Linked DNA regions of Homo sapiens: region 2 is linked to region 1. A link is an interaction called in ENCODE POLR2A ChIA-PET data of the cell type or tissue named here. Cell type or tissue: PC-9. All regions are shown on one strand. Links, peaks and the distances in the headings refer to the core of each region. The heading gives the core; the rest is flanking DNA. Region 1 overlaps LOC124904094. Region 2 overlaps TBCD (tubulin folding cofactor D).

The links. Peaks named below come from ENCODE experiments on the same cell type or tissue, not always from the same donor. Only the 100,000 strongest peaks of a DNase experiment are listed, where the experiment ranks them.
Region 2: POLR2A ChIA-PET joins it to region 1 with 6 read pairs; 2 of 35 experiments call an interaction of 5 or more read pairs at or near these places.

What each region holds. Positions count from the first base shown.
Region 1 is chr17:83,052,338-83,065,681 of GRCh38, forward strand. LOC124904094 reads left to right here. Exons shown (of 4, transcript XR_007065967.1): 2 at 7,011-7,054; 3 at 7,348-7,452; 4 at 7,819-8,828. Among named protein-coding and RNA genes, the nearest start is that of QTGAL, 7.2 kb to the left of the region's middle. In PC-9, for the core only: no CTCF peak of the experiment used is centred there; a DNase peak (open chromatin) is centred at 3,924.
Region 2 is chr17:82,911,364-82,926,974 of GRCh38, forward strand. It overlaps TBCD (tubulin folding cofactor D), which reads left to right. Exons shown (of 39, transcript NM_005993.5): 23 at 395-426; 24 at 9,193-9,255; 25 at 10,138-10,214; 26 at 12,289-12,370; 27 at 13,576-13,694; 28 at 15,037-15,128. Among named protein-coding and RNA genes, the nearest start is that of ZNF750, 79 kb to the left of the region's middle. RefSeq lists an enhancer at 8,495-9,694. In PC-9, for the core only: no CTCF peak of the experiment used is centred there; no DNase peak of the experiment used is centred there.

The sequences.
Region 1 (13,344 bases), core at 1,968-5,967:
ACCGGGGTGTCATCCAGGAGGAAGGGTGCCCGGGGCGAGGTCCCCCAGGAGAAGTGCCCAGGCCTGAGGCCTTGACCCCACTGAGATGTCCCCCCAGGAGGAGGGGTGCCCGGGGTTAGCTCCCCTAGGAGGAGGGGTACCCGGGAGTGAGGCCCTGACCCCACCGCGAGGTCCCCCAGGAGGAGGGGTGCCCAGGAGTGAGGCCCTGACCCCACCAGGAGGTCCTCCAGGAGGAGGGGTGCCCAGGAGTGAGGCCCTCACCCCACCGTGAGGTCCCCCAGAAGGAGGGGTGCCCAGGAGTGAGACCCTGACCCCACCAGGAGGTCCCCCAGGAGGAGGGGTGCCCGGGAGTGAGGCCCTGACCCCACCGCGAGGTCCCCCAGGAGGAGGGGTGCCCAGGAGTGAGGCCCTGACCCCACCAGGAGGTCCCCCAGGAGGAGGGGTGCCCGGGAGTGAGGCCCTGACCCCACCGCGAGGTCCCCCAGGAGGAGGGGTGCCCAGGAGTGAGACCCTGACCCCACCAGGAGGTCCCCCAGGAGGAGGGGTGCCCGGGAGTGAGGCCCTGACCCCACCGCGAGGTCCCCCAGGAGGAGGGGTGCCCGGGAGTGAGGCCCTGACCCCACCGTGAGGTCCTCCAGGAGGAGGGGTGCCCGGGAGTGAGGCCCTGACCCCACCGTGAGGTCCCCCAGGAGAAGGGGTGCCTGGGGAAAGACATGACCTCAGTAGCTCCGGGTACCCTCCACCTTTGCCCTCATTTCCGCCTCCGCATGCAGCCTTGGGAACTGCAGGGCTGGGAACCCGGAGAAGGCGGCCGGGCTCTGGGGGAGCTCAGAGGTGGCCTTCCCTGCCAGGAACACAGGCCAGGCCCCATCCCTATCTAACCTTATACTTGAGGAGCACAGAGCGGATATCTCCAGATTTGAGTCCTGAACGCGCGGCCGGGAACCCCAGCAGTTCTGAACTTGTCAAGGGAGCAGCCTGCCATGAGGGGTCTCCCAGGCGGCTGTGAGGCCTCTGGAAACTCCCTGCTTGGAGGAGGTTGACTGGGGACAGGGCCGTGGGGGTCAATAAAAAGGACTGCTGCCATTAGCCCTGGGCTGCCTGCACACAGAGATTAAGCCCGCTTGGGATTTGTTCCAGCTGATCTGAAGTAATGAGTAATTCACAATTAATGAGCATGGCTGTAAGCAGCCCTTCCTGGACAAATCCTTGGCTGTCCAAAACTAAGATTAAATGCAAATCATTCTGTCAATTAACCGTTACAACAAAGCCAAACTTCTGTTAAGCATCACTTCATAGATGGTTTTTTTTCCCTTAAATTGCCTCCTTGTTTGCAAAGCCTGTTTTACAAGTGGACTGCTTAAGTCACATGAGTGAAAATGCAGCCTTATTTACCGTTCAGCAAAAGCTATCTGAGAATTTGCTTCCAGGGACTTCATGTTCTCCAGAGGTTGGGGTACTAGGAATCATTTCATTGTAAAGGACTCAGTAAAAAGTAGCCCTGTAGCTGCCAGAATGCGCCGTAGGCTCATGATAAGGTAGGTGGTAAGGGCCAGAGGTCAGGGGTCACAGATGGCTTCTGCCCCTCCACAGCACATGGTGTCCAGAACTGGGCTTGCCTCTCACCTTCCTTCCTGTACATTTCCTGGTGCCAGAAATTTGCTTTTCACTGACTTCCCCCTAATTCAAATTTGATTAGAATCTCCTTTTTGGGAACATTCAAAGTGCCAAGGTGCGTTTCAGAAATGCAGGGTTGCAGAGGTGGGGTCCTGAAATCCAAGGGTGGTGGGGCCTGAGATCACTGCCCTCGCAGTAGGAAGATCCTCGGGGAGAGGTCAGCAGAGGGCCCGGACAGAAGGCACTGACACTGTACCCTGGAGAGAGACAGGAAGGAGGACCTGGGGCCTCAGAGCTGGCCGGGTGGAGATCGTGTGGTCTTCGTTCAGAGGGAAGTGAGGTGCTGATGAAAGATGATTGACGTCACGTGGGCACCAGCAGAGGAAGTGACACAAAACGCCCCACAGCTTTGGGTTCACTGAGTGGGCAGTTGTATTTATTTATTTTATTTTATTTTTGTAGAGATGGGGTCTTGCTGTTGCCCAGACTGGTCTCGAGCTCTTGGCCTCCCAAACTGCTGGGATTACAAGTGAGAGCCATTGCAGATAGCCAGTTTTCTTTATTTTTAATTGTTGTTTGTGCAAAAGGTTTTGGCGAATACTGGCTATATTCAGAGGACTCAGTACCAGTTGCCAGGGGCCTGGAGTAGGTGCTGTGGTCTCAATGTGTGTGTCCCCCCAAACCATATGTTGACACCTAACCCCCAAGGCGATGTGGTTAGGAGATGGAGCTTTAAGGAGGTGACTGGGCCGTGAGGGCTGTCCTCTCATGACGGACGAGTGCCCTTCAACGAGACTTGAAGGAGCCCTTCTGTCCCTTCCTCCACGTGAGGACACATAGAAGGTACCATCTCTGGGGAACAGGCTGTCACCAAACACCAAGTCTGCTGGCGCCTGGATCCTGGACTTCTCAGCCTCTACAACTGTGTGCAATACATTTCTACTGTTTATCAATCACATGGTCAGAGGTATTTTGTTACAGCAGCACAAATGGACCAAGACATCAGGTCTCCAAATCGAAGAACTTCTCAGCAGCCTTCAGTGCTGGGTGGGGAGACAGAGGTTCCCTGCAGGTCCCCACAGACAGTGTTAGACTCAGTGCTGGGTGGGGAGACAGAGGTTCCCTGCAGGTCCGCACGGACGGTGTTAGACTCGGTGCTGGGTGGGGAGACAGAGGTTCCCTGCAGGTCCGCACGGACGGTGTTAGACTCGGTGCTGGGTGGGGAGACAGAGGTTCCCTGCAGGTCCGCACGGACGGTGTTAGACTCGGTGCTGGGTGGGGAGACAGAGGTTCCCTGCAGGTCCCCACGGACAGTGTTAGACTCGGTGCTGGGTGGGGAGGTTCCCAGCAGGTCCGCACGGACGGTGTTAGACTCGGTGCTGGGTGGGGAGGTTCCCTGCAGGTCCGCACGGACGGTGTTAGACTCGGTGCTGGGTGGGTTGACAGAGGTTCCCTGCAGGTCCGCACGGACGGTGTTAGACTGGGTGCTGGGTGGGGAGGTTCCCTGCAGGTCCGCACGGACGGTGTTAAACTCGGTGCTGGGTGGGGAGGTTCCCTGCAGGTCCGCACGGACGGTGTTAGACTCGGTGCTGGGTGGGGAGACAGGTTCCCTGCAGGTCCCCACAGACAGTGTTAGACTCGGTGCTGGGTGGGGAGGTTCCCTGCAGGTCCGCACGGACGGTGTTAGACTCGGTGCTGGGTGGGGAGACAGAGGTTCCCTGCAGGTCCCCACAGACAGTGTTAGACTCGGTGCTGGGTGGGGAGGTTCCCTGCAGGTCCGCACGGACGGTGTTAGACTCGGTGCTGGGTGGGGAGACAGAGGTTCCCTGCAGGTCCGCACGGACGGTGTTAGACTCAGTGCTGGGTGGGGAGACAGAGGTTCCCTGCAGGTCCGCACAGATGGTGTTAGACTCGGTGCTGGGTGGGGAGACAGAGGTTCCCTGCAGGTCCGCACGGACGGTGTTAGACTTGGGGGACACTGGGTCCCCAGTAAGAATGATTCTGATGTGAGTGCAGCTAGTGAGGGCTGAGTTCAAGCTTTAAAGACAAGAGCCCAACAGGTTCCTTCAACAGCCTGATCCCCTAGACCTTCGTGTGTCCAAGTCTCCAGAGGGGATGAACCTCAACAGACCTGGTTCGACCTCCCCTAGGCAGTGGGTGCTGCCTGGAGGGCAGGGTCGCTCGAGACTGTAGGAGACTCTGCACGTGGTGACCATAGCACCCCCATAATAAAGCAGCCCGTGAGGGCAGCCTGGCTGTTCGGCGATGTGTGCACTGAGGTCATCTCTCCTACTCTGTCTCAGCTATTTAAAGGCTGTGACTCACCATGTGGATTTAATGACTTATTAAGGAGTTGCAGCCCATGCTTTTTAAAAAAGTAATCTACAAAAAAATAAATGAAAAAGTCTTCAGGACAGTAGACTTAAGTGCGGATGTGGTCCCTCGAGTTCCATTTTTCAGCCGCCCACATTCCTGGGATTCAGACCTGTTGGGGATTGTAGGATTCTAGTTGCACAGGGAAACCCAGAGTCAATTCAGGAGGATAATTCTGAGCCAGGGGTGGGGGTACCGGCCTGGAGCTCCGGGGGGTACGGGCTGATCCTACGAAAGGAAAGTCAAGCCTGTGAATTGCAGAGCCTGGACAGAGAAGTTGAGGTGACGGCGTTCTGCAGATCCGTGAAATTCTATTACACGTCAGAGGGAAGGGACGGCCTCATGTGGCCCCTTGGAGGGACCAAGCCCTACCCAGCGCCTTGCCCAAGTCAGCACGCAGTCAGTGTTGGCTCCACCCACCTGCACCGTCAGGCCTTCTGGAAAGAGAAGGAGATCCGACTGACGGAGCGTCTCCAAACTTCCAAGCAAATATTACCTCGTTAAAGCCCAGTGCCACATGACTGACCTGGAGCCACAGCCTGCCCTCCTTCCCTGGGCCTACAGGAAGGGGGAGGTTCCTGTCACCAGAACCGTTCCGTCATCAGCCGGGCAGATGCTCGCTGTGGATTCTAGGTGAGCATCAAGTACTAGGGACCATGTTTGTCTTGGATTCCCCCGTCCCGCCTGAGCCCAGAACGCAGAGCCGGAGTCAGGGGCTTGCACATGGAGCGTTTCACGCCCAGGAGGCTGGGGCAGGGGCCAGGAAGGAGCGGGGAGGGGGCCAGGACCAGCGTGCTCTGCTGAGGGTCCACATCGAGGGCTGGACCCTGGACCTCCACAAGCCTGGAGAATTCTCCATCCGAGCAGTGAGGAGCCCCTGCTTGTTGTCAGCTGGAGCTGCGCCTCGGGGCTTCTGCTGTCCTGGCCCTGGGGTGGTGACTGCAGGATCCCACAGGTGTCCCGAGGCCTGAGGCTCTTCTCACTGCAGAGGCCACCCTGCAGGAATTGGAGTTAGGACCCGGAGGGTGGGACAGGCTGACTCAGAGGAGCCAGCTCTCAGGTTGGCAGGAGGAGGAGATGCACAATGAGACAGCAGCCTCACCTCCAGGGGACGGCCCCGCAAGCCGGAGCTGCCCTCCTGCACACTCAGCACTCAAGGTGGATTTGGAGGTGACCTAAGCCCACAGCTCTCCAAGTCTTGGGGAAATCTACAGTGGATGGCAGGTGCCTGCGGACGCCGAGTGGGTGCGGCCCCAGTTATGCTCAATGCAGGGGCACCTGTGTTGTTAGCAGCTGACGTGGACGGGAAAGGCCTGTGCTGAACAACGTTCCGTGTTCAATTAGACACTCTCCTCCTAAACAGGGGCGGAAGACGTCTCATGGGGGTTCCAAGCGTGATTTATGGAACTCACTCCCATGAGATAACATAACATTTTTCACACGTGGGAGAAAGGGCTGGGCTCGACTGGTGCCTGAGTGAATGCTGAGGATAAATGGGAAGCAGGACATTCCAGGGCACCTCTGCGTCTTGCATGAGACCTTGTGAGGGCCCTGTGGTGCCCCTGATGTCACTGTCGAAGGTGGAGCCGCCCCCGCTCTGCCTCGGCCTCCCTCAGATGTCCTCCCCAGCTGGCCCTGCAGCGCACGTGGAAGACAGCTGCCGAGAAGCAGGTGTGATGCCAGCCTGTGGGAGAAGCCACATCTGGACAGTGCGTGAAGCCAGTCCAGGGGCCACACCGGGACCTGCCCTCAGCTCTGCCACGTCCTGGCCAAGTGGCCTTGGCATGCCAGCCCTGGTGTCCACAGAGGCATCCATTCCTCATGGCAAAGTGGAGTCAAGTCGGCTGATGCAGGCGAGACACCTGGCCGGCCTGGGGAGCCGCACCAGCGCTCCCCACATTGCACTGCTGACTGAGGGGTGCTCGGTGCCGCGGCTTCACACGGTCAGTGCACAGACATGAACGCTGGACTGAGAAGCCGCCGCGTGCACCTGGCCCGCCAAGTTGCCAGGGAGGCAAGGGTGGTGTTGACGTGGATCACCGAAGGAGCTGGCAGCCCAGCCGTCCCCGTGACTGGATGGAATCCGCAAGCGTTCCTGGGCATCCACTCTGGGAAGGGCTCAGTGCCAGGGCCTAGGGTAGTTTTCAAATTGCAGGTTGTGGCCAGTATACCAGGGGTCATGGGGTCAGTACACTGGGCTCTGACTGGCAATTCCTAAAGATGAAGTGTGAGTCTGTCCCATATAGTAAGAGCTGCATTGATTTGTAAAGCTTGTGTTGGTTTTGCACGTTCTATGCCAGTGTGTGCTGGACCGTGATAGAAAGCGCATTTCTCGCTGTGGTGCCTGCCGTAGTCTGGAGGGAAAGATGAGTCCGTGGCTCTAATGTGGGGTGGTGGGTGTGGTCTACACAGGGAGAGCGAAGAGCCCACATGGGGCATGAGAGGGGCCGGAGAGGCTGGGGCAGGGGAACCCGGGCCAGGTCCTGAGAACAAATGGGGTTATTCAGCTCCTAAAGGTGCAGGACTCAGCCCAAAGTCCCTGGTGACCCAAAGAGGACCATGTGAGTCTGATGTGGCTGTGGAAGGCGGGGCTCACAGCAGGCTGCCGGGGCACCATTAATGGGGGAGGGTCCTGTCCCCAGCGCATACGTAGACGGCCCTTCAGAACCTGCTCAGTGGTCAGTGCGGCCGTGCAGCTGCACCCCGGCCTGGTCACCTGTGCTGTGCCCAGCAAGGAAGATGCCCCCGCTCAGCCCGTCCATGCACCCTCCAGAGGCTGTCAGCTGCCTGAGACCCACACTGGCTCTTGCAGGCTAGAGGAGAGTTCAATGGCCATTCGGGCCCTGTCGCCATGGAAACACCAACTTTGGGTACCAAAAGCCTGAATGTACAAATTCATGGAGTATGACCTGCCTGGTGCCAGTGGGTCTTTGCATTTTTCTGGGGTGCCAGTGGGTCTTTGCGTTTTTCTGGGGTGCCAGTGGGTCTTTGCGTTTTTCTGATGCCCTCTGAACTCTTAGGTCCCGGTTCTGGCGGATTTGGCCCAGGCACCCCCAGCCCCCAGGTAGGAGGCACAACCCTGCTCCCAATGCCCAACACCTGCCCCCAATGCCCAACACCTGCCCCACACACCTGAGGTACCTCCTGGGCGTCCCACACCAGGACAGGCCTGGAGACTTCCAGCCACTGCCACCTGGCACACCCAGCACCTGCAGATCCACCACCTTAAAACCCACCTCTACTGCCCCATGTCACGGTCCCTGCGGGGCCAGGCCTGCCTGGCACGTCCACCCCGGGTCTCCCTGCCTCACCCTCTTGCGCATCCACAGTGAACAGGGGCATCTTTCCAAAATGCAGATCTGGCCGGGTGCGGCGGCTCATGCCTGTAATCCCAGCACTTTGGGAGGCCGAAGCAGGTGGATCACATGAAGTCAGAAGTTGGAGACTAGCCTGGCCAACATGGTAAAACCCCGTCTCTACTAAATGTATAAAAACTAGTGGGATGTGGTGGCGGCTAACTGTAATCCCAGCTTCTTGGGAGGCCGAGGCACAAGAATTGCTTGAACCCGAGAGGCAGAAGTTGCAGCAAGCTGAGATCTCACCACTGCACTCTAGCCTGGGCAACATAGCAAGACTCTGTCTCAAAAACAAACAAACAAAATGCAGATTGAATCCAGGCTCACCTGGTGACAGCTGTCCATATCCCCACCCTTTCAGGACAGCATGGCTGCCCTTTTGTGGGTGGTTCCAGCTACCCAGACCCTGTCCTTCTCAACACCCCCTCATTAAGGTAGGACCCTAAAGTGAATTCCTCCTTGTCCTTCAAAGCCAGCCTCCAGCATCGCCTCCTCTGGGATCTTCTCTGACTTCCCAGTCGGTTTCAGAAGCCTCTGATGACCCCATGCGGAGAAGACTGCTCCCCTCACTGCTGGCACACGGCAGATGCTCAGTAAGTATCGTTCAATGACTGACTAAATGTCTCATAATATCCTTCATAAACAAGGGCCTGGTGTGGATTCATAAATGGGTCTCTCAAAGTTTAATTGGTGAGACTCTGTTGTATCAGACAATGAAGGGTTAAAAGATAATATTCAAAAAAGTAAAATCATGACACACAAATCTAGAATGAACACACATTGATAAGGTTTGGATCTGTGTCCTCACCCAAACCTCATGTCGAACTGGGATCCCCCGTGTCAGAGGCGGCCGCGTGGGAGGTGACCGGATCGCGGGTGGACCCTTCATGAAGGGTTCAGCACCATCCCCTTGGTGCTGTCCTGGGACAGAGTTCTCTTGCGATCTGGTTGTTTAAACGTGTGTGGCCCCTTCCCCCTCTCTTTTCCTCCTCCTCCTGCCGTGGGAGACACTTGCTCCAGCTTCGCCTTCCGCCGCGAGTTGAAGCTCCCCGAGGCCTCCTCAGAAGCAGAAGCCACCACGCTTCCTGTACAGCCTGTGGGACCCGGAGCCAGTTCAACCTCTTTTCTTTATAAATTACCCAGACTCGGCCGGGCACGGTGGCTCACGCCTGTAATCCCAGCACTTTGTTGAGACCGAGGCAGGCAGATCACGAGGTCAGGAGATCGAGAACATCCTGGCTAACACGGTGAAACCCCGTCTCTACTAAAAATACAAAAAATTAGCCGGGCGTGGTGGCGGGCGCCTGTGGTCCCAGCTACTCGGGAGGCTGAGGCAGGAGAATGGTGTGAACCCGGGAGGCGGAGCTTGCAGTGAGCCGAGATCCCGCCACTGCACTCCAGCCTGGGCAGCAGAGCGAGACTCCATCTCAACAAATAATAATAATAAAATAAATAAATAAATAAATAAATAAATAAATAAATTGCCCAGACTCAGGTATTTCTGGATAGCGATGCGAGAATGGACTAATACACGTGTTAAGTCAAAAGTTTTATTTAACTTATTAATTCATGAGGGAAGCAGGAAGATATTAAAACTGGTTCAAAGGAAAATCCACAGGTTTAGGCAATCGAGCTGAAACGAACTTGCTAATACAGTCGTCCCCCGTATCCCCGACTTGAGTTGTCTGTGCTCAACTGCAGAAAACAGGTGAGTACAGCACAGTAAGATACCTTGAGAGAGAGGGAGATCCCACATTCACATAATTTTTATCACCATAGATTGTTGTAATTGCTGTTTATGATTGGTGATTGTTAATCTCTTACTGTGCCTATTTTACAAATTAAACTTTATCAAAGGGCTGTACATATAGGACAAAACATAGTCTATACAGGGTTCAACACTATCCAAGGTTTCAGGCATCCACTGGAGTGCTTGGAACGCATCCCCCAAGTCATCACCAAACCAGCCAATATCCACAGGGCCTGAAACCTCCCCTTTGGATTCTCTCTTCCATTGGTGGAAATCAGCCGTGTCTCCACTGACAAGTGTCCTTGCACCTCCGTGGGCTCCTGTGTGTGGCCGTCACCTTTCTGGTGTGCAGGGAACTGTCTCACAGCTCCATTAAAGATGAGGAAGGCGCCGATCACTGCAGCACCAGAGAACCCAGGGGTTCGCCTGGCCCCCCACTGAAAGGATGCCCAGAAACCTCCTCACCCATTTTAATGTCTTTCCCACATTTTCCTGATGAAGACTCAGCACAGACGCTCACAGCATCATTGGGCACAACTGGGTCTGGTGGCAGAAGGCCCGGAGGGTGCACGGCCCCCTCCTGAGGCAGGTGTGCGGTGCTGGGGAAAGGCGGAGCACGAGGGCTGAGCTCTGGCCGTGGGACCCACCCAGCAGTCTCCCCTCTGGGGCAGGGAGGGGCAGTGAGAGCGTGGGGAAGGCAGGGAGGGGAGCCCAACGGTCCACCCTGGGAGGAGCCATCAGCCCCCATCCCTCAACCAGGCGTCTCCACAGGCCACCAGGGCCATAAAGGCAGGTAGGACCCACACCTGCTGATGGGGAACTGCACCAGCAGCCACCCAGAAACCCGAGGCCTGTACGGTATTCCGTGCCGGGGAGGGCCAGCACTCAGCCCCCAGCTGCTTCCCTGAACCCCACGGTCTGAGGCTGTGTCAAAGCTTCCCCAGTGTTTCCTGGAAGACGCTCCTCCATGGATCCCTTGCTCCTGCCCATCTTGCTGGGCCAGGAATGCAAACTCCAATGGCTGCCCCGGGGTCGTTTCTCAGGGGGGTGTGCACGGGTGTGTGCACGGTGACCGATGCCTCTCTCTGGGACGAAGAGCTGGCACACTGTCTGCCTGCTGTACAGCAGCGGCTTCCCAGAGCTGAGGGCCTCTCCTGTGGGCAGTCCCCTGTGTGGGCAGCATCTGTCTGAGCCCCCGCACATCGCTGCTGGGGAAGGGGCTTGGGAGCCCACTCAAGGTGCTGACCCTCTGGTTCTGCTTTTGCTGTGAGTGATTAAGATCCTCTATCTCTGACCCCAGCAGTCTGGTGCTTCCTGCCAGCACCCACGAAACAGGCAGGCTTGTTAGCCCGAAAGTAAAATCTCAGGCCCCTGCACAGTTCAGACGGCATCCAGCACAGTTGGGGCTGGGCCCTGCCCTCACGACCGCCAGGGCCTGGGGTACCCTGACCAACTCCTAACTCCCAGGACCTGGCTCTGGGGCCATCTAGCCCAAGTTGTCCTAAGCTACGAAAGGCGATGAGGCAGCCCAGCTTATGAAGCTCTGGCTCATGCACAGACACACTTTACCCCTCCGTGCCTTAGGACTGTCCCCAGCACCTGCCTGTCCTTTTTGCAGGAGATCGTTCTGCTAAGTGGTCTCCAGCTCTGTGTCTCTAAACTGACCTCCTGTTGGGGCAGGGACAGGGTCTTCTTGTCTACTGCCAACTCCCCGTGGCTGGCAGAGTCCAGTGATCACGTGAGCCGGTTACTGCCGCGGCGCCAGGATGAGGCAGCTGGGAACATCCCAAGCAGCAGCTTGAGGAGGGAGAAGTTTCCTTAGGATGGGGTGTGGGAGGGTCTCCGACCAAGCTCCTTGAGAAGCAAGGCCTCAGCCTCTTCACACCCGCAAGGAGGGACGGCAGGCGTAGACTCCAGGGCAGGCTGCGTGTCCGGGCAGTCCCAGCCCTGTTAGCACATGCCCCAGGGCCACACAGCACAGAGACCCCACACAGGGAGGTCTCCCTCCCTGCTCTCCCCCTCACCCTGGCCCCTAAAGTCCTGCTGTTTATTTGGTTGGTTCTGGAAGGAGCGCCATGGCTGCGTAGCTTTGCTGTGCACCGTGCAGGGCGGCGGCCAGCACAGCTTGGTGCCCAGGAACTGCTGACGGACCGAAGGAGGAGCGCCTGAGACAGTGCCAGCGAATAGGCCCCTGCAGCAAACATTACGACTGCGCTTACACCTACATCTAGTTAGATACGGATTCTATTACTGAAGTAACTCAAACTTTCCAAAATGCTTAAGTGAATTTCACAGGTGGGTGTGGAATTGCCAAACGCCAGGTGTACACTGCTGGTTTGGATTATCTGGTCATTTTGATCTGTGAAGTCAGGTAATATTCAGGCCCTCCCAGAGTTTCCATTGTCCTGTTCTATGGTCAAGGCGGGGCTGCAAACCAACCACGCCCCCTCCCCGCATCCCCGGATGCCTGTGGGGGCTGCAGAGTGATCGAAATGTCAGGTAATTCCACAAAAATCCACATTTGGATTTCGGGCTTCTCTTGGAACTGACCATCTGTAACTCCGGCTCACGCTGTCCTGCCGGCACCTGGCTGGGGCTCAGCGGGAGCTGTTCTCTCACTCCTTCCCAAGCCCCGTTGTCCCCCTGGACAAATGGGTGGAATTCTATTAAGGCTGTGAACTTAAGAGAGCTCCGGAGCTGAGAGAGGTGCCGGCCGTGCCGCTGGTGCCTTTGAGAAGCTCCTGGCTGCCGTCCATCCAGGCCTGGCCTCAGACCTGGATCCCTGTTCACCCTGGGAGTGGCCCACCTGTGGAGGGAGGTGCTCCCCACCACAGCCCCCAGCCCTGCAGCCCCTGCACCATCTGTCCCCAGGGCAGCTGCCTCTGCAGCCAGGTCCAGGCCTGGGGAGCTGGAGGGCACCAAGCGGACCGCAGGTGAGGGGCCCGCAGGTCAGCACAGGTGGGTCAGGTCCTAGCCCGCTTGTCATACAGGTCATATGGGACTTAGCCTACTTTCCCTTCTGTTTAATATCTGCACCCCTGAATAGTGCAAATGCCCAGAGGGAGGGATCGGAGGCTGGGAGATCCATGGGGGATTCAGGGGGCAGCTTGGGGGACAACCGTTGCAGCCGTGCCCTGATGTCAGACACAAGGATACCACTAGGCCCTCGCCCAGGCGTCCAGAGAGAAAAGTCAGCTGGCGGCAAAGGCCTTGTTCTCAGGGCCACATGCTGATATTTTAACCAGTTCTAGCTCACCTTGGAAATGCTGATGCCAGCAGGACGACACCAGGTACAGGGTGCAGGTGGGTGCTGGACCCCCCAGGTGGCAAATGAAAGCGCCTGCGGGGGACTCGGTCAGAGGGAGCCTCACAGAACGTTCTGGGCTAAATCTGGTCATCAGACTCGGGGCTGGCGTCTTCCCGACACGTGAATTTGGAGGGTGTGTGAGTCAGGATTCCTGGCTGAACTGGTTTGCACTGGTTTGAAGTCAGGCAGGTTGGCTGGTTGCCCGTGTCACAGGAAGGTGGACAGGACATAGGTGCCGCTGTCAGGAACAAAGCCCCAGCCTCTGCCTGTGACGCCCCTCTGAGGGGGCATGGGTCTCCCTCCCCCGGAGGCCCGGACAGCGGCCAGGAGCAACTGAGCTTCCTGCCAACCTGGTGACCCCAAAGGTCGGAGGGTGAACTCCCTCCAGCTTCAGCAGAACCAGTGTTGATCAACTCATCCCAGTTGGCCTGGAACTCAGAACCGATGTTGATCAACTCATCCCAGTCGGCCTGGGACTTTCCTGATGTTAGCAGGGAGGGTTCTGAGTCCCAAGAAGCGCTCAGTCCCCAGCATGCCCTGCGCGTCGGTCACGGAGCCCCAGGAGGAGCGTGCAGCCCGCAGCCTGGGCCTGGGCACAGCCGGCTTTATCAGCAGCTCCATCCCAGCCCCACAGACAGGGGAAGAAAAGGTTGGGGGCTGGGCAGACAAGACCATCCAGGGCCCCGGCTGGTCACCCAGGCTGAAACGGAACACATCTGTTTCTCTACACTCTAAACACTTTGCACCAAATGTGCGGGATTTTCACACCAAGCAACTTTCCAGTTCTCAGTGGACACCAACGGGGTGTCCCACGATTCAGTTCGACTCTCACACTACCTGCAGGTAGCGCAGACCCCGCAGGCTGGGGCTCCGTCCCACAAGCTGCCCCTCTGCAGGCGACCGTCCCAAGTATCGGGTGCCCAGGGTTCACACGCCTCCGT
Region 2 (15,611 bases), core at 11,608-15,607, 130 kb before region 1:
GGAGCTCCGCCTAGCTTCGCTCATGGTAGAACCGCAGTGCACTGCTTCTCTAGGCTGGATAGGGGGCTCTTTCTGGCATCTGAGATTAGTTTCTATAAAGTAAGAGCTGAGCGCTGCTTGGAATTAGTTCTGTGATGGGATACCAGTCAGGACTAGAATGTCCAGTAAAAATTAAAAATCAGCATCACCCCAGCTAGGATGGGAGACCTCTGGAAGATGGCTGTACCACGTTTTTTCCTTTCTTTTCATAAAAGGTTGCTCATGCTCAGTAACACATTCAACTAGTTCTCATTTTAATGCTTTTTGGAGCCTGAGGTTACATTGGCAAGCATATTTCATGGTGTTTTATACGTCAAGAGGTTCTTCTAATTCTGATGTTTTCATTCCTTTTCAGGGGTCTGGGAGGACAGCTCATGAGACAAGCAGGTAAGTCTGAAGGCCTTTGCAGCCCTCTGCAGCCCTTTGCCGCAGCCATCGTTGAGGGAGGTGTGCTCGTGGCGTGCAGGGCGGCCCATTAGCCCCCAGGGTGAAGGGCTGGGTGTGTTTCTTCTGTGGAGGCGGCATCTGTGATGTGCTTGGTTTGTCCAGTGGTTCCTACGAGGGAGAGATTGAGAGATTGAGATTGAGAGAGAGAAAGAGGAAGTTGTGAGCTGGGAGGGGTTGCACCCAGGAGCCACTGGTTCTGGAAATTTCTCAGGAAGCAGAGGCAGCTGGGGCAGTGGGGCCAGTGCTTGCCTGTGGACCCAGTGGACATTGCAGATCCCTCCGAGCACGGCCCCAGCGTGGACAGAGCAGCCCTGGTCGTGCCCTGTGGACTGAGCAGCGCAGGGACCAAGAGCCGTTTTGGGCGAGCACAGGAAGCTCAGGCGGGGGCAAGAGGAAAGCTGAGCAGAGGCGAAGCTCCTTACACACCCGAGTCCAGGCGAACCTCTGCGCCTGATTCCCAAGCCTCTGATACCCCCCGGGGGTTAGGACAGTCGGGCATTTTTTCTTTGCTGATTCTTTTTTAGCATGTGAGGAGGAGGGAAGCGTAGAACACATTTTAGACTGTTCCACAGAGTATTAAAGGAAAAGCCTGATTTCATAGACATTCCTGATGGCAGCAGCCGACCCCAAGGTCCAGGGAGCTGGATTCCCCGACACAGCTCCTGGGGCCCTGCTGTTGTGGACAGCCCATCCCACGCCACCCTCAGCCCCTCGCTGTGGGACTGTGAGTGTGAGTGTGGAGGCACAGCTGGTGAGGAAGCTTGGAAAAATCGCGGTTGTGTGCAGACTTTTGCTGAGGTCTGCGTGGTCTGAGCAGAGGAGAGCAGGCTGGGATTCGGGGAACCCACGGCCGGATGTCAGGGCTGTACCAGCCTCTTGTGCTTTCTGTCCACACCTCCCAGCCCTGACCTGATAGGGACCTGCCCGAGGCCTGCAGCCATCTATCTCCAGCCAGGCTGGCCGGGCTTCTGTACTGAGAGCAGCCAGCTTGCATTTCTGCTGGTGTTAGCTCAGTGTTCTCATGAGTCTGATGGACGTCACGGGAAAGTCAATCCTAGAAACGTGAGCCAGTTTCTGTCAGCTGACGTCAGAGGCATGGGACTGCCAGTTCTGCAGGTGGTCCCTGTTGGCTAAGACCGGTGTGTCATGTTTTGGATGTAGACTTGGTCATTGTCCCTCAGATGCCTCCAGAGCACACGGTGCAGGGGTGTCACCTTTCCGACGTACCCATGGGTGCCCGGAGTTGCCTCCTTAGTGGGATCAAGACCATCCCCCACATGTCATGGACAGCTGGTGACCTGTAAGCCGTTTCTGGATCTAGGAGTTTGGCTTGGGATGGAGTGGGGTGTCGAGTGCTCTCAGAAGGGTTCAATGTCCCCCACTTCCCACCCACGACACGGGTCGTGCCCTGGAGATGGCAGTTGGAGGCAGTCCTACGACCTTCACACGACCTTCACGTGCTCCCCGTGTGCTGCGGGGTCTGCTTTTAGGGTCGCTCTTGGTGTTTGAGCAGTAAGTCTGCACAGGAGCCACTGCCCACCATGAAAGGGGGGAGTTAAAGGCGTTCCGAATCCCTTTGGCCAACGACGGAGTTGAAGGTGTTCCGAGTCCCCGTGGCCGGCGGCGACAGAGTTGAAGGCGTTTGGAGTCCCCGTGGCTGGCGGTGATGGAGTTGAAGGCGTTCCGAATCCCCGTGGCCGGTGGTGACGGAGTTGAAGGCGTTCCGAGTCCCTGTAGCTGGCGGCGATGGAGTTGAATGCGTTCCGAGTCCCCAGGACGCCATTTTGGCTGAATTTCCTTTACCCTCCTGCTCCGTGAAGCGGGGCCCATTGGGGAGGTGCTGCTCTGTAATCTGCTCTTCTTCTTGAATGTGTGGTTAGGGCAGCCACATTGATGTCCCCCAGGCTCCAGAGTGACCGCCCCTTAGGGGTCCTGCTGGGCGTTGGCCGCTGTTGGCCGCAGGGCACCGTTGGCCTGTGCATTGCTGCCACCTACCCATGATGGGCAGAATTGTCACGAGCTCAGGAGGAAACCATGGAAAAACCGCAGGTCCTGGAGCCTCCGTGTGGTTGTCGTGGGCAGCTTTCCACGCGACGTGCCCTCCCTGGGCGTGAGGCTGCATTTGCACTTAGCGGGGAGAGGGGGAATGTTGTGGGTTCTAGTTGGGCTTTTTGATGATGATATTTGGAAAGACTTGAGACAAAGTAGCCACCCTGTCCTGTCCCTTCCTCACCCACCACACCCACTGCTCCCCGCTGGCAGGCACTGCAGGCTGCACAAGTAACCGTGGAACCTAAACACTGATGTGCTTCGTCCGGGTTTTAAAAAGGCGCCCTTACCGCGGTTTCGGTGTTTGGCGTCTTCACGCCATCCGGGTTCTCGGTGCTCTGCTCTGAAGGATGGTGGAGGGCTGTGGTCTGTTGTTGGGGGTGCTGGGTGCAGGGTGGTTTCTGTCTGCCTCTCTCTACCCCCAACTCCAGCTTTCCCACCCTGCCCTCTGCTCTGGGGCACGTGTGCTGTTGGGATGCATCCCTCAGGGTTCACGGCAGGGTGTGGATTGCTGGGGGGCATCGTGGAGAAGGGCATCTTTATGGGAGGCATCCCTGCTCTGGGCCCCCTGCCGGCCTCCAGCTGTGTCTGCACCATGAGTGTGTTTGCTGGAGTGCGGTGTTTGCACTCCCTCACACCGCTGAGTGCAAACGCGGCACTCCTGCACATGTCGCCTCGCACCGTGGCGGGCGTGTCCCGTGGAAAGCTGCCCATGCTGCCCACGCCCTCCCTGGGGGCCCCTTGGCTGCCTGCACTCCCCAGCCGTGACCTCAGCTCCCGGCGCCGGCCCTCCTTGTGCAGCTCCTTCCCCTCCATGGCCTTTGCTGGCCCCAGGAGACTCTGGCCTGCAGGCTCTGAAGCCGGCTGTGTCCCTGGTGATCCTGACTGAGCCTTGGTGTCAACTCAGGTTTTTTTCTCCTCCTCGTTCATTTTTACACTTCGTAGGAAATTATTTTCCCTTTCAGCTTTCAAGTAGGAATAGTTCAGAAGGGGAAATAGTTCTGCATAGCGTCTGTGGTCTTGGCCCCGCATCTCCCAGTCCCACATTTTTATTTTTCCAAAGGCAACCCTTTCAGTTTTTTAGCTGTCTGTTTTCCTTGCTTCTGTATTTCTGAGTTCTGTATGTACGCAGCTGTTTCCTGATATCCTTAGTTTTAGATGTGTTCTTTCAAGTGAGACAAGACTCCAAGCTCTTGTCGGGGTGAGAAATCTGCGGGTTCACGGGCTACATGTGGGAGACGGGGAGGGGCTGCTGGTCACTTTCTCACCCAGGCCAGAGGATGGCGCCCTTACCCCCGAGGACGCCGGCATGTCGGTGACATGCCGCCCGCAGGAGCATCAGGTGCGCCCTGGCCGCAGGTGCCCCGGAGGTGTCGAACCGCAGATTTCTTCAGACGTTTTTTGCACATTTTGTGGGAAAAGTGGCTCAACCCTTGGGAGTCGTCTGCGTCCCCATATCAAAGAAATGTCATACAGGTTGGCCTTTGTCGTGAATATTCACGAGAGGAGATGAACATCCTGGATGTCCTCAGCGTGGCCTGAACTGAGCTGCTTCCCCCGGTGCCAGGAAGATGAGCGTCCCCTTGTCTCCGTCTTAGTCTCAGTGGCTCTTGCATTTCATGCTTTAGAATCAAAGGAAAGAAACAGGAACTCTGTTTAGTGAAGCAGCGATGAAGGAGGGGTTTGTCAGTCAGGGTGGACTGCGTTTTGCTCTTGAAACAATCCCCAAGTTTCAGTGTCTTAAAACCACAGGTGTTTTTTTATCCTGCTCACATGTGGATCACCGAGGGCAGGGGCCGGGAGGAAGGGGGTCATCTGGCTCACAGCCTTGCACCAGAGGCGTCACGAGAATCAGGAAAAGTTCTCCTCTCATGCCGAAGACGGGAGGGAAACCAGAGGGACTGGTGAGCCTTGAGTCGGCCACAGGTGTGTGGAGGATCGTGACTTAGCAAGCCGGGGACACGCTGTTAATGGACTTCCTGCTGTGGGGGTGAGGGCTCCGTGCTCCATCTCTGATGCCCTGTACACACCTGCCACCTCCCCTGTCCCCTCAGCAGAGACATGGCCGGTGCTGTCGTGCCTTTCGCTTTTACCTGTATCTTAAATCACACAGGAGTTCATTCGGATTTACCTGTACAGATACCCTGTTCTCTTTCTTGTTCCGTGGGAATTCACTGGGATTTACCCACACAGCCACCTGCTGCTTCTCCTTCTTGTTCTGTCCTGCATTTCTCACCTTCTAAGAGGACCATTTTCTCTTTGCCTGGAGAACACTCTAGTGTTTTCCATAGTGTGTGTCTGCTGGTGGCACCCTCTCGTTTGTTTATACCAAAATGGCTTTTTCCACTTTTTTTTTTTGAGACGGAGTCTCATTCACTCTTGTTGCTCAGGCTGGAGTCACAGTGGCGCGATCTCGGCTCACTGCAGCCTCCATCTCCCAGGTTCAAGTGTTTCTCCCGCCTCAGCCTCCCGAGTAGCTGGGATTACAGGCATGCGCCACCGTGGCAGGCTAATTTTTGTATTTTTAGTGGAGATGGGGTTCCACCATGTGGGCCAGGCTGGTCTTGAACTCCTGACCTCAGGTGATCCACCCACCTCGGCCTCCCAAAGGTGCTGTTTTTTTTTTTTTCCCCACTTTGATTCTTAAAGGTTATTTTTGCTAAGAATGAAACTTTAGTTTGCATTTATTCATTCGTTTGTGTTTTGGCACTTTAAAGATAATAGTCTCTTGTCTTCTGGAGAGGTTAGCTGCCAGTCTACTTATTACTGTATTGGAGACAATCTTTTAAGTTTCGCTGGCTTCTTTTGAGATTTTTATCTTTATTTGGTTTTCAGCACTTTTACCGTGATATTCCTAGAACAAGTTCCCTTTGTGTTTATCTGACTTGGGGCTCTAGGGTTCATACTTGTTCCATAATCTGTATTTTCTGTCGATGTTTTGTTCACTTTAGAAAAATTCCTAGCCATGATCTCTTTGAACATTGCTCACTGGCCTCTCCTCTCCTTTTGGGACTCTTATTACCCACGTCTTGTCTGGATCACCGCACTTAATTCTTTACGCCTCCTTACACTCCCTCCTCTGGTTTTGTCTTATTCAGTTTGGACTTTTTTTTTTCTTTTCTTTTCTTTTTTTTTTTTTTGAGTTGGAGTCTTGCTCTGTCACCAGGCTGGAGTGCGGTGGCACAATCTCAGCTCACTGCAACCTCCGCCTCCCGGGATTAAGCGATTTTCCTGCTTCAGCCTCCTGAGTAGCTGGGACTACAGGCATGCGCCACCACACCCAGCTAATTTTTGTATTTTTTGTAGAGATGGGGTTTCACCACGTTGGCCAGGCTGGTCTCGATCTCTTGACCTTGTGATCTGCTCACCTTGGCCTCCCAAAGTGCTGGGATTACAGGAACATTTTCTTTGATTTAAATTTCATTGTCACAAATTCTTTCAGGTGTGCCTTATCTGCCGTTAAACGCATCCTTGAATTTTTTTATTTTTCAGAACTTATTTTTTATAGTTTTCATTTTTTTCACATCCTGGAACATATTAAGCATGGTTTAAAATCTTTGTTTAATGTCATCATCTGGAGCCTCTGTGGCTGTTTCTGAAGGACGGTATATCATACATGAAAAGCATCTCCACCAAGCTGCAGGAACAAGACATGACAGAAATGCTTTGAGGTCTGCAATGTTCTCCTCTCCCAGAGAGACTTGATGTTGGCTCTTGACGGGAGGCGGGTGCTTGCTGTCGGGGTCACCTCCATTGGGTTTTGGGACGTAGGAGGGGTCCGTGCTGGGCTGGCCCACGTTTTACACCTATTTCTAGGTGTGGTCCTCTGGGTTCAGAGCCTGTGGTGAGGGCTCTACCGCTTCTCCCTTTGGTCATCCTGGACTCCCGTTCTCCTGCTAGCTGGAGATGCTCCTGGATGCACTGTTGGGGGTTTCTGGTTCTTGTGGCGCCCCCTGGAGTCAGCCGTGAGCCGGGGAGAGTTGGCCCCCGCCGCTCTGTCCCTCTCAGGTCTTCGTGAGCTCTCTGGTAACTGCAGGCACTTCCTGTGTGTTTTCATTTTGTCTGGCTTTTAAAAATGTCTTAGTGGAGGGTTGGTCTGCGTTATCTAGTCTGTTAGTTTTTAAAAAATATTCTTCATTTCGAAATAATTATAGACTTACAGGAAGTTATGAGATTAGTAATAGAGCCTGGCTGTGCTTCCCATGCTTCCTCCGCGGTGACTCCGGGTATGACAGTGTTGGAGCCGGGACTGCGGTGTCGAGGCCCTGCCTCTAACTGGACTGCAGGCCTGTGCGGTTTCGTGGCTTCATGTGTGTGTGGAGTGGCCATGTGTGTCTAGTTTCGTGCAGATTGATGCCCTGTGTAGATTTCTGTAACTAACTCCACACTCAAATCAGAAACCTGCATCCTTCCCACAGAGACAGCCCCTGCCCTTTGCATTCTCACCCTGCCCCCCTGCCACCAGTCTGTCCCTTCTAGAATATGCCATGATCGACTCGTATGGTCGTGGCATTTCGAGGTGGGCATTTTCTGTGAGCGTGGTGCCGAGACCCCATCCAGCTGTCCATGTGTTCACAGTTTGTGCCTTCCTAGCCCACGGTTGGGTTTTACCAGAGTGTGTTCGACCAGCACTCAGTAGAGTACACTGGGGCTATTTCTATCTGTTGCTGTTGTGAACAAGGTTGCCAGGAATATTCCTGTGCGAGATGTGGGTACAAGCCTTTTCATGTCTACCACTGAGTCCCGTGTGCCGTTTCGTGAGAGGCTGAGGCACCGCTTCATTCCACCGCTGAGCCCCGCGTGCCGTTTCGTGAGAGGCTGAGGCACCGCTGAGCCGCGCGTGCCGTTTTTAACTTGATTATAAAATACATTTAAAGTTCACATGCAGGTGCATCTCCAAGAAAATTATTTTAAAAACTAGTTAAGACTTTCATTTCCCAGTCCTCAACACACATCAGAGCAGTACTCTGTTCAGAGCTGAAAGGATTCGCGCTGGGACAAAGGCGTGTCACTTGAGTGAGTGATGGTGTCACAGGTGCCCACGTGGAAGAAGGTAAAGTCGTATCTAAAACTAAATGTGAGAGTAACTAATAACTTACGCATAAAAACTACCATCATAAAAATCCTCGAAGAAATTTTAGGAGACGTTGTAGGACAGTGTCAGTCTCTGAAGAAAACTTCTTAGTTTAGAAATTTTCAAATCTGCGCAGAAGTAAAGAGAAGTAGTTTACGGGGGGGGCCCAGAGTCTCGCCCGGCGCTTCCTTTCTCCTCCCCTCCTCTGAGTTTAAAGAAGACCCTGAATGTCAGGTCCCAGCAGCCCCTCGCTGGGTTTTTCTAACTTGTGGTAAGAACTGGTTTTCTGGGGTTTTTTGTTTCTTTTTGTTTCCCCCCTCTTGGCATGTAATCCCCAGCTAACAGATTTTATCATAATAATTCCACAAGGTAGAAACAAAAGGAGATAATTATGTTGGGCCTTATATTGAAGAATAGACCATGTGTAGGTTGGTAGGGAAAACGGAGATTGAGAATAAACGTCTGTTCTACAGTCGAAAAGGTAAAAAGTTAATTAGTGTACAAAGACTAAATTGTAAAACTGCCTGTGACGAGGTAAAGGATCCAGTATGAAATGGGGCAGAGCAGACGTGTGGGCATTTCATGCAGAAGAGGAGCAGACTCACGTGGCCGTGGACGGTGAGGGTGCCGGCCTCACCTCGGAGGCATGGAAGTACCAGGTTACTTCACATCGAGAGGACCGTTTTCCTCTTTCCAGTCGGCTGCGGTTGGCACTGAAGAATCTTGGTGCTGACAGACACAGAGCAGGGTCTCTCGTGGAACAGGAGTTGTCTGGTCTGTTCAGTTTGATGAGTGGCAGTATCTGTGACGATGGGAAGTGTGTGTGTGGTCCCTGTCCTGTGTGCAGGGACGCCAGGTGGACCGACGGCCTCCGCATCTGTAGCACGGTCAGGCCTCCTTGTTCACGGTGACAAAAAATGGAAGGAGAGTTTAGTCCCTCAGGAGAAATAGCAAATACCATGAACAAGTGTGCAGCAGGCGTCTGCGAGTGGGTTCCGTTGTTAGGTAGAGACGGTGGGAGCTAGAGCAGTGTGTGGCCGTGGGAGCTGCTGATGCTGTCCAGTCGTCTCTGTCTCGTGCGTCCTGGCCCCCTCGTGGCTGGTCAGGGCCACGTTTCTGGTCATGGAGAGTGTGAGTGACGAGCTATGTGGGGAAGTGACAGGCATGACCTGTGGTCTGGAGCATTGCAGGTGATGGCTGTCTGTCGCTTGGGTCCTGAGTGACAGGTCTAGGAGCAGAAGCCGCTATGCTTCCCGTACAGCCTGTCACAGGGACGTCTGCAGCTCCCTGACAGGCCGGCCCGGCTTCTCTGAAGTGCACGTGGGCTCACACATGGGCCTTCTGCCACGTGGCTGGGTCTGCAGCACTTTCTTCAGGCTGCTCAGCGGAGGAGGCGTCTTGGGCTTCTCATGGTGGTTCTGAAATGGTTCTGGGATGTTTCCAGCCCTGGCAGCAGGGTAGGTTGGGCGGGTGAGGGGCAGGAGCTGGCCGCACACAACTCAGAATGTGGCAAAGGCAAGCCGCTGTGGCAGGCGCTTTTAGAAAAGTAACATTGCGTCTATCCTTTTTTTTTTTTTTTCCAGTGTGTGTTTTAATAGAAAAGTTGTCACTTTCCAAAATGCCCTTTAGAGGTGACACCGTAATTGGTAAGTGCTTTTGTTTTTAATAATAGCATTTTCTTACAGAATGACTTCAGATTAAAAGGTAAAAATGAACCTGTTAGGATGGGGGCGATAAACGATTATAGCTTAAAGGTTCAAGATATTAATCGGATACGTTGCCTTGAAGTTGTTACAAGAACCTGCTTAAATAATGGGTACCCACCGCCCTCTCCCCCCAACACAGGAGGGCCCTTCCCCGCCGTCACCTCAGTACCCCCACCTCCTCGCTTCCATGCCCAGGGCCCGGCACTCTGGGTCAGTTCTTCTCCCAGGCAGACAGTCGGGAGCTGCAGCCACCCAGGCCCTCGTGGACCAGGAGCGTGCCGGCCGCCGACACCACGGACCCTGTGGGCAGAGGCGGCTCCAGTTCCTCAGCAGCCCCCCACACTGGGCTGCCAGAGCACAGTGAAGGGAGCCCCCAGGGCTGTGGTGTCCCGGGGCTGTCTCAGCAGCCTCAGAAGTTAGGACTTTTTTTTTGTTAATTGAATAGCCTTCACATTTGTTGCTTGTGCAGGATCTAATTGAGTTAAAGATTTGGGTTTATATTGGTGGGAGCCGGGGGAGACCGTTTGAAGGAAAAGATTTAGGGGTAACAAAAGAATAAAAGTTTCCCAAAATGTGATGTATAAAAATTTACAGAATGCTGGTATTTCCCTCAATAAGAGCTTACACAATTTAACAGCCATGAGAGGAAGGGGCCTTAGACTTAACACAACGTGGAGAATGTTCACTTTGGCTTTTCCACAGATTCCTCTCAAAGGTTACCATCGACTTTAAGATTAGTATTAATAGAAGCTGTTTTTGCTGTTGTTTTTGATTTCATGGTGTTTTTGATTGCCTGGGTACGCTAACTTGATTTTTTGACAGATGGTTGGCAATGGCTGATAAATGACACTTTGAGACATCTCCATCTCATCTCAAGTCACTCCCGCCAGCAGATGAAGGTACAGTGAGCATGGGCGTTCCCGGCCGGCGCTGTGGCGGTGTTAGTGTGTTAGTCACGGATGGTGTTTGTGTTGGCGACTGTGCATCATGAGGCTGTCCCTGCAGTAGCCTGATAACTGACAAATGGGGGCATAATTCTATTTGGAATCCCGGATGGTAGCGTCTACACGGTTTATAACCAGAAAATCCAATACAGCCATTGGAATCCGAATGTTTAATTTTTTATTGCTTCTGGCTGTTTTAATTATAGTTACCTTTGAAATACTTTTTCTGCATCAATAGTAACTGTGCTCTGTTGAGTTCCGTGTCCTGTAGGATCTGAGGTTTGGAAACTCCCTTTATGATGCTCCTGTGCAGATGAGAAAACAGCACCCCAGGACCTCTGCTCGCACACATTGACCTGGTCATGTTGTGTGGGTGCCAGTGTGTGTGTGTGTCCCCGGCCACCTGCCCTCCCCTCCCGTCCTGGGGGTTACAGGTGGACTTTGGACTCACAGAGCTGTAACGCTGATCTCATTGCATAGATAAGAAACCATGGGCCCGGCGCAGTGGCGGGTGGATCACTTGAGGTCAGGAGTTCGAGGCCAGCCTGGCCAACATGGTGAAACCCCATCTCTACTAAAAATACAAAAATTAGCGGGGCGAGGTGGCGCGTGCCTGTAATCCCAGCTACTCAAGAGGCTGAGGCAGGAGAATTGCTTGAACTTGGGAGGCGAAGGTTGCAGTGAACCGAGATCACGCCATTGCACTCCAGCCTGGGTGACAAGAGCAAGACCCTGCCTCAAAAACAAAAACAAAAACAAAAACAAAAAAAACCATGGTTACCAACGTTGACTAGGTTTTGATATTGAGGATGAAGAATGGAAGTACATTTAGGTGTCTTGTAATTCTCTGACTTCCTCCATGCTTAGCATTTCTTTTTCCTTAGCATCTTCAATTTTCTTATTTTTTTTTTCTTAAGGAACTTGAACATTCTGTAGGATCCAAGTACCGTTCTACTAATTGAATTTGAATGCATCATGATCAGTGCCTCAAAATTTTATTTCAAAAGTCCATGATTAATTCACACTGGCCATGATGCTGGTGCACTTTGCCCCTGGGATTGGCACAGGTGGTGACTCGTGGAATGCAGCACCCTGTAGACGACGCACCTCCTCTGCTCATGGCCCCCACCTGCCCCGCCCCCAGTGCCTCTCCAAGGCTGCTCTGTTGGCCTCGGCTCCTGGGCTTCGGGGGAGCGGTGGAAAGAACACGTGGGTTTGGTGTTTGCCACTTGCTGGCTGTGTGGTCACGAGAGGCTCCTCCGTAGGTGGCAGAGGTGGGGGTTCGAGGAGACAGTGGCACTGAGCCCCGCACGCGGCGGGACTGGTGACTCTCTGCCCGCTCCTGCTCTGTGCAGCAATTGCCGTCCCTCCCACCACGGTTCCTGGTGGCCTTGGGATGGGTTCCCGGGGGTCTCCTGCTGTCCGGCCCCAACTCCTGTTCCCAGTGCGCCCCCGGAGCCCTGTCTCTCTAAATGAGGCTGACGTGGCTTGGCCTGAAGGCCCTGCCCCGTTACTCTGGGTGCATAGTGTATGCCTTTTTCTTCATAACTATTTCTGGGAAAGAAAAATATGCTCCATTTTATTATTGTTCCATATTAGAAGACAGACATTGTGGAAGGAATAATCAGGTTATCCATTCAGTTTCTTAGTTGTAGTGGTAGTAAAGTGATGCGTGTATCTGACAGATGATGGTGAGCAGGCGTGCTGGAAAGGAGTAGCATGACTTAGGGGTTCTTTTGGTTTGGTTCGAAAGTCATTGCTGTGCCGAGATCTCAGGGTGACCCGCTGTGTCCCTGGTCAGGTCCTTCTCTGACCTCAAGGGTGACCTGCTGTGTCCTTGGCCGGGTGCTTCTCCAACCTCAGGGCGACCCGCTGGGTCCCTGGTCAGGCAGGGGCTGCTCTGACCTCAGGGTGACCACGGTGTCCCTGGTCAGGTGCTTCTCCGACTTCAGAGTGACCTGCTCTGTCCCTGGCCGGGGGCTTCTCCGAGCAGAGCTGCTGTGCGCTCACCGTGCTGCCTTTGTTTTAGGATGCAGCAGTCTCGGCCCTGGCTGCTCTATGCAGTGAATATTACATGAAGGAGCCGGGGGAGGCAGATCCCGCAATTCAGGGTGAGTGGGGAGCCCTTTTCTTGAAGACTCCAGGGGCTTCCAGCAGGAAGCTGCTGGGGAGTGTCTGGGCACGGAGGAGGCCTCGGTTGTGCAGTGGAGCAGAGCCACCACGATCATGGCTGGAGTGGGACTGTTCGGGTCTCAGGTTCCCAGCCGAGGAGCTGTGGGCAGGTCCTGCAGCTGCCCAGGATGTTGCATCAGCTCTGAACAGGTGGCTCAGCAGGGACGCGTCTCTGTTGACGGCACCCTCTTGCTCCATCACCCAGGCTGGAGTGGTGTGGCGTGATTCGGCTCACTGCAACCTCTGCCTCCTGAGTTCAAGCAATTCTTGTGCCTCAGCCTCCTGAGTAGGTGGGACTACAGGTGCCTGCCACCATACCCGGCTAATTTTTGTATTTTTAGTAGAGACGGGGTTTTACTGCATTGGCCAGGCTGGAATCGAACTCCTGACCTCAGGTGATCCACCTGCCTCAGCCTCCCAAAGTTCTGGGATTACAGGTGTGAGCCACTGCACTCGGTCAGTGTTTTTAGAATTTTTGTATGCACCGTGACATTTTTCTGCTGTGTGTTTCACTCGTTAATACATTTTGCTGTTTTTTCCTTCTTTATGAAAGTAGCATTAGGCTGGCTTTACGCCGTGTCCCGTGCGTAGCTGCTGTGCCGCCTCACTGTACATCCTGCACCCCCGTGCTGAAGTTCAGGCTTGCTTCTCGCACATCATGTTCGAGGGATCTGCTTCATGAATCGTACTTTTATTTTTAAAGTGTCACATGCACATATGTTGGCCCACAGTGTTCCTTTATGTCATATGATAGAACATGCATTATTAATCACGTCAAAAGTGTGTGAATCACCACTTAAAATTATTATAAGTATATAAAAATCATGCATTAGCTTGGCATGGTGGCACACACCTGTAATCCCAGCTACTTGGGAGGCTGAGTGTGGGGTTGAGGCTGCAGCGAGCTAAGCTTGCACCACGGCACTCCAGCCTGGGTGACAGAATGAGACTCTCTCAAAAAAAAAATTCTCTTTCTGATTCCTATTTTGAGGTAGGCCACTTTGGAAACGTGTCTGCTTTGGGAACCTCAGGCGGCTCCTCCTTTGTTCACTGTGGCTTTGCTCCTGTTTGGGGCACACGTCGGGTGTGGCTGTACACGATGGGCAGCAGAGGGCCTCTCTTCACACTCGTTGCTTCCTTTCAGAGGAGCTGATCACGCAGTACCTGGCTGAGCTTCGGAACCCCGAGGAGATGACTCGCTGTGGCTTCTCGTTGGCCTTGGGCGCCCTTCCAGGCTTCCTTCTGAAAGGCCGGCTCCAGCAGGTGAGGCTGGCCACGCGCAGTGGACGGGGCCTAGGGCGAGGGTGTGGGAGCCTCGTGTGTTGGGGCATGAGGTAGGCCCAGCCGTTAATAAACCCATCAGTGCTTGTAGCTGGGAGGGGGTTCCTGGAAACCGGCACCTGTGGCCAGGAGGAAGGGGGCAGAGGGCACCCAAGGTCTGTGGCCCCTTAGGGCCCTGGCGAACCCTTTGCTGTCAGAGGACAGACTTGAAAAAGCTGAATTCTGGGAGGGAGGAGAAGGTGTTGTTTGTAGAAGCAGCTGCCGAGAGTGAGGAGAACACAGTTGCCTTTGTGCGTTGTGGAGCCGGGTCCTGTTTTGGTTGCGGCCGTGCATCCTGCATCCAGGTCGGGGCAGAGGTGGTTCCACGTCCTCCCAGAGGTCAGCCCCACGCTGGCCTCAGTGACCTGCTCTCTCACGCTTTCCTGTGGTGCTGGTCCCACTGACCAACCTGCCGGGAACTCCTGCTTGTCTCCCCTCCGGCCACCTGGCGTCTGAAGCTGGAATAGGCCCTGGCCACTGGGTTCCCCACGCCCTTCCCTCCCCATGGGATCCAGCCTTGGCACTTCAGGATCTGCAGCTCCAGACGGACTCCTGCCTGTGTGGCGGGTGGGCCTCGCAGCCGCCATGCCATCTAAAACTCGCATGTGGGGGTTTATCCAGTTGAAACACAGATAAATGTGAAACAGGATCACTTGGAGATATGACAGATGAGGTTGTCGGGACCCAGCAGCTTCCTTTGTCAATACCCCAGGTCTCAGCGTAGGACAAAAGGGGGGGACCTCAGGTAGGGTGTGGCCAGACCCCCAGTGACACCCTGGGGTGGGGGCTGGCCGTGGAGAGGCTGGAGGTGACCTCTCCCCGGGTGTCCTTCCTGGGTTGTACTGGGGGCCGTGGAGAGGCTGGAGGTGACCTCTCCCCGGGTGTCCTTCCTGGGTTGTACTGGGGGCCGTGGAGAGGCTGGAGGTGACCTCTCCCCGGGTGTCCTTCCTGGGTTGTACTGGGGGCCGTGGAGAGGCTGGAGGTGACCTCTCCCCGGGTGTCCTTCCTGGGTTGTACCGGGGGCCGTGGAGAGGCTGGAGGTGACTCCTCCCCGGGTGTCCTTCCTGGGTTGTACTGGGGGCCGTGGAGAGGCTGGAGGTGACCTCTCCCCGGGTGTCCTTCCTGGGTTGTACCAGGGGCCATGGATGGCCGTGAGGAAGGTGGTGCCAGGAGCTGCCTATCTCATGGTGTGGGGTCTGTGGCTCCGGGCCAACATTGCCACCTCCCTAAAGAGTGCACTTTGTTATAGCTTATGGTTCTTCTGTGATTCTTTATTGCTTTCCAGGTTCTCACAGGTTTAAGAGCAGTTACCCACACTTCCCCCGAGGACGTAAGTTTTGCTGAGTCCAGGAGAGACGGCTTGAAGGCCATTGCGAGGTGAGTCCCAACAGTTCCTCCCTAAAGTCGTAAGTCTCTGAAAGGCCAGCAGATGAACGCTAAGGGGGATGTTTTTGCTCAGAGGCAGGACTTATGATTCTTCACTTCCTAGGTTTCCTCTCTTCCAGAGGATCGTCAGTCCCAGCTGCTGGAGGCTCTTTCATTCTCTTGCTGTCATAGTCGTAGTGAATGTTAAACTTCTTTAGGGACACTGGGCCCCTTGGAGAATTGGAGAATGTGTCCTGGCCCAAGGTTGGCAAAGAGGAGCTGACCCTGCCAGCCAGTGTTTGGAATGATCTCTGCACTCGTTGACAGACACGCACCTGGGGCCACGCCATATGCCCTCTCCTCCCTGCAGGCACACAAGAGGAGCAGTCCCGCGGGGGCCACGCACGCCCCCTTCTCTCCTATGCCAGCATCCGTTCCCTCTAGTCAGGGTGGGAAGTGGGAGGGACCAGCCGCAGGGGGCGTCCCCATCCACCT